2 separate regions of the Homo sapiens genome follow, and region 1 is linked to region 2. Evidence: read pairs that join two places in POLR2A ChIA-PET (ENCODE). Cell type or tissue: B cell. All regions are shown on one strand. Region 1 has its middle 8.9 kb from the start of CDK11A. Region 2 overlaps GNB1 (G protein subunit beta 1).

Evidence for each region. ChIA-PET counts read pairs that join two places held together with the same protein. Peaks named below come from ENCODE experiments on the same cell type or tissue, not always from the same donor. Only the 100,000 strongest peaks of a DNase experiment are listed, where the experiment ranks them.
Region 1: POLR2A ChIA-PET joins it to region 2 with 10 read pairs; 9 of 35 experiments call an interaction of 5 or more read pairs at or near these places.

What each region holds. Positions count from the first base shown.
Region 1 is chr1:1,731,982-1,734,481 of GRCh38, forward strand. It overlaps the pseudogene SLC35E2A. Among named protein-coding and RNA genes, the nearest start is that of CDK11A, 8.9 kb to the left of the region's middle. In B cell, no CTCF peak of the experiment used is centred here; no DNase peak of the experiment used is centred here.
Region 2 is chr1:1,792,012-1,794,511 of GRCh38, forward strand. It overlaps GNB1 (G protein subunit beta 1), which reads right to left. Exons shown (of 12, transcript NM_002074.5): 8 at 1,234-1,300. Among named protein-coding and RNA genes, the nearest start is that of NADK, 15 kb to the left of the region's middle. In B cell, no CTCF peak of the experiment used is centred here; no DNase peak of the experiment used is centred here; H3K27ac peaks cover 409 bases.

The DNA.
Region 1 (2,500 bases), 60 kb before region 2:
GCCAAGGTGGGTGGATCACTTGAGGCCAGGAGTTCAAGATCAGCCTGGACAACACAGCAAAATCCCATCTCTCAAAAAAAGTAAAATAAAATAAAATAACAAAAAACAAAAATTAGCCCAGCGTGGTGGTGGACACCTGTAGTCCCAGCTACTCAGGAGGCTGAGGCGAGAGGATCACTTGAGCAGGGAGGCGGAGGTTGCAGTGAGCTGAGATGGCACCACCACACTCCAGCCTGGGTCACAGAGCAAGACTCTGTCTCAAAAAAAAAAAAAAAGTTTTTTTTTTTTGAACCACTGCTAACAATCACTAATGTTCACTAAAACACTAGGCTTCAGGAGCATTTGGAAATAATTCCTGACCGCACAAAGAAACATGCTGGTGAGAGACAGTGACCAAGCCCAGGAGACCACCATGAGTTCCAGAAAAAGTGAGAGAGAGCGGCCACTTTTCCTGTCTCGGAGATACCTCCTACTCAGGACGCAGGAAGCATGGGGCAGGGCAGCGCCATGGACAAGGCGACTCGGTGCAGGGCCTGCGGGACCTGCAGGTGAGAGGAAGCACAAGCTCCAGCTCCTCAGCTGTGGAACGCTGCGTGCGTGGTGCACAGCTACCAGCTCGGATGGGTATTTGAGAATTTACCGCACTGACTTGGACCAGACGGAAAGCAGAGAAGAGGGAGAGCTACACCTGACTGTCCACCATTCCCGCCAGCCCCAACGTCGGCTTTTCACTTCATGTTTGGGGACAATTACACCTCCTCATGACAGATCAGAAGTTTCAGAAAAAAGGTCCGCTGATTTCCGCAACAGGGTATGAGGTGGCCAGCTGCTGATGCCAGCTGCATGGACTCCTATACTTGCTGGTAACATAACCTCATTCCTTTGTATTTGCCACCAAAAAGTCTCCAGTCTTTTTTTTTTTTTTTTTTTTTTTGAGACGGAGTCTCACTCTGTAGCCCAAGCTGGAGTGCAGTGGCACAATCTCGGCTCACTGCAACACCCGCCTCCCGGGCTGAAGTGATTCTGATGCCTCAGCCTCCCACGCAGCTGGGACTACAGGTGCATTTCACCAGGCCTGGCTAATTTTTTGTGTTTTAGTAAAGACAGGGTTGCCCATGTTGCCCAGGGTGGTCTCGAACCCCTGAGATCAGGCAATCTGCCTGCCTTGACCTCCAGTCCACCTGGCTAGTCTCCAGTCTTTAAATTGCACCTTTGGCCGGGTGCAGTGGCTTGCACCTGTCATCCCAGCACTGTGGGAGGCCGAGGCGGGCGGATCGCCTGAGGTCAGGAGTTTGAGACCAGCCTGGCCAACATGGTGAAACCCCGTCTCCACTAAAAATACAAAAATTAGCCGGGCATGGTGGCACGCGCCTGTAATCCCAGCTACTTGGGAGGCTGAGGCAGGAGAATCACTTCAACCCGGGAGGCGGAGGTTGCAGTGAGCCGAGATCAAACCAAAGAAATCCAGCTCTGGGTGACAGAGCAAGACTCTGTTTCGGGAAAAATAAAATACATAGGCAGGGCGCGGTGGCTCACGCCTGTAATCCCAGCACTTTGGGAGGCTGAGGCGGGCAGATCACAAGGTCAGGAGATCGAGACCATCCTGGCTAACACGGTGAAACCCAGTCTCTACTAAAAATACAAAAAAAAATTAGCCGGGCGTGGTGGCGGACGCCTGTAGTCCCAGCTACTCGGGAGGCAGAGGCAGGAGAATGGCGTGAACCCAGGAGACGGAGCTTGCAGTGAGCTGAGATGGCGCTACTGCACTCCAGCCTGGGCGACAGAGCAAGACTCCATCTCAAAAAATAAAATAAAATACATAAACAAATAAATTGCAGCTTCATTCAATCTGCCCAGTTACAGAAGTGGAAAGAAGCTGAAGGATCCTCCCCGTTTCTAGAGCTGCACCGCATGGCACAGGAAGCAGTGGCCACAGGTGTCTGTTCAAGTTCAAACTGACAGCAATCAGCTTGAATTCCGAATCTGGTTCTTGTTATATTCTCCACATTTCAAGGGCTCAGAAGCCGTATGTGGCCAGTGGCTCCTGCACTGGACAGCCCAGAAGAGACCATTCCATTCCTGCAGACAAAACTAGTCGCAGCACCCTGCTATTCTAGACAGAAAGCACTCAATTTCAAAAACCTTCAAACTCAGAGACTTCTAGTGGAGATTTCCCTAAATACCTATTTCACACAGTTTACGGTTTATTTTACAGTTTCTCATTTGTTTTTTTGTTTTATTTATTTTTTTTGAGAAGGACTCTCGCTCCCATCCCCCAGGCTGGAGTGCAGTGGTGAGATCTCGACTCACTGTAACCTCTGGCTCCTGGGTTCAAGTGATTCTCCTGCCTCAGCCTCCCGAGTAGCTGGGATTACAGGTGCCCAGCATCACACCCGGCTAATTTTTGTATTTTTAGTAGAGATGGGGTTTCACCATGTTGGCCAAGCTGGTCTTGAACTACTGACCTCAAGTGATCCACTTGCCTTGTCCTCTCAAGTGC
Region 2 (2,500 bases):
TGCCCTGGGCTGGGCACAGCTCCTGCCACCAAATCATGCCTCAGAAGACCAGAAAAACCCACATGGCCAGCTGAAGTCTAAAATGACTCTCATAAAATAACTATCTGGACATTTAATTTAGTACTTTGATGCCACAAATGAAAAAATTCTAGCATTTAAGTGGGCTTCCGTTTACCTGTAAGGTGAAAACACTAAAAATGAAGTCTGATGGAATCACTTGAATTGTGACGTCTGTTATTTTTAGTCTGTGCTCATTGTTCACAATGACATGATGCTATCAGAAAGGGACAATCAAAACCCACCCTACTCCCACCTATCATCACCTAAGGAGGTACAAATATATAGAGGGGAAAAAAAAGAAGAGCAGGTACTTTGAGCCTGATTGTAGTTAAAATATCTATGTTGGCCAGGCATGGGGGCTCACACCTGTAATCCCAGCACTTTCAGAGGCTGACGCAGGCAGATCACGAGGTCAACGGATAAGAGACCATCCTGGCCAACGTGGTGAAATCCCGTCTCTACTGAAAATACAAAAATTAGCTGGGTGTGGTGGCGCACACCTGTAGTTCCCAGCTACTCGGGAGGCTGAGAGGGGAGAATTGCTTGAATCTGGGAGGCAGAGGTTGCAATGAGCCGAGATCACGCCACTCCACTCTAGCCTGGAGACAGAGAGAGACTCTATCTCAAAAAAAAAAAAAAAAAGAAAAAAATGTGTATTTTAGTTCTCAGCTGCTGAAAATTAAACTTTGTAAATTTATTAGAAGTATAATGAGGCTAGGCACGGAGGCTCACGCCTGTAATCCCAGCACTTTGGGAGGCCGAGGTGGGCAGGTCACCTGAGGTCAGGAGTTCAGGACCAGCCTGGCCAATGTGGTGAAACCTGGTCTCTACTAAAAATACAAAAATTAGTCAGGCGTGGTGGCGGGCACCTGTAATCCCAGCTATTCAGGAGGATGAGGCAGGAGAATCATTTAAACCCGGCAGGCAGATGTCGCAGAGCCAAGATTGAGCCATTGTACTCCAGCCTGGGTGACAAGAACAAAACTCCATCTCAAAAAAAAAAAAAGTATAATGAATTCACACATTGCTACTATGTGTTTTAAATCTTAAGGCCACTTAAATTACAGATGGCCTAATATTATGTCAAGAACCTTATTTCCTCCATGTTCACAGAGGAATGTGCCAGGGGCTGTGGGTTCTCAAGGCACTGCCTGCCCCGGGTCAGGTACTTACCACGTGGTGTCTCCAGAGCTGGTGACGATCTGATTGTCATCCAGGAATCGGCAGCAGGACAGGTAACCTGGCAAAGAACAGGCCTAAGTGATGAGCTGAATCCAGCAGGCCTTGCACCCAGCCTCATACATAGAGAAACACATTGGCCCGGTGGAAGCTCTACGTCTAAGGTAAGACCAGCACCATGCTAGTGACCTTTTATTCCCATCTGTGCACACAGCAGAAGGTCCACACGCACTGCTGGTGAGGGTGAGAGCCTGGCCAGGCAGGACAGCACGTCCCACAGAGACCCACAGCTCCGTGATGGGGGCAGAAGCAGAAACCACACCCATGAAACATACACATCTTTCATCTGCTTTACTGTTTGACCCATCAAAGGCTGGGGATCCCTCGTCTATTTACTCATTCAGGGCACGCTGACTCCAGTGCCCAGGAAGCAGCCTTAACCAGACAGACACCTCCTGCTCTCCTACAGCCCACGCTCAGCAGGGACAGAGAATGAGAATCACTGAAAGAGGACATCAGAAAGGGAGTGCTAGGGGAAGGAAGAGGACAAAGTAGGGGCCTCACAAGATGGAAGCCAGGAGAGGAGGGAGGACGAGAGTAGACTCAGAGAAGGAGGATCCAAACAGAGGGCCCAGCCAGGGCAGGAGGCGGCGAGGCCACAGGGTCAGGGTGGCAAGGGCCTGCAGGTCATGGAAGGGATAACGAAGGCAACAGGAACGCGGCATGGCAGCAACACTGCAGACACGGGGGTGCTCGTGAATATGTGTGGGTGGGTTTGTTTTCTTGGGGACAGTGGCTGTGACACCCACATCAGCGTGGGCACAATTCTGTGTCTCTGAGTATTCCCACCCACTCCCACTGGGAAGGAAGCATCAGAGGCGAGAGCAGGACACACCAAGATGCCCCGTCCTAAACAACTTCCAAAATGAGGAAAAGCAACAACAAAAAATCAGTCCGCAATATCCACACATGATGACTGGTCTCTACTAAAAATACAAAAATTAAGCGTGGTGGCGGGCACCTGTAATCCCAGCTACTCAGGAGGGTGAGGCAGGAGAATCATTTGAACCCGGCAGTTCAAGTTGTTAATGACTTCTGTTGACCATTATTTCTTTTGTACATTGATCACAGTTCTGGTATTTACTGTGGAACTAAAAGCATAGGGTCAACAAACCAGTTAGTGTGTGCCCAGGATTGGTGACAGACTGGCCCTAATCTGAAGATTCAGGGGTTCCAGTGGCACTGGTGATTCTTGGGATAC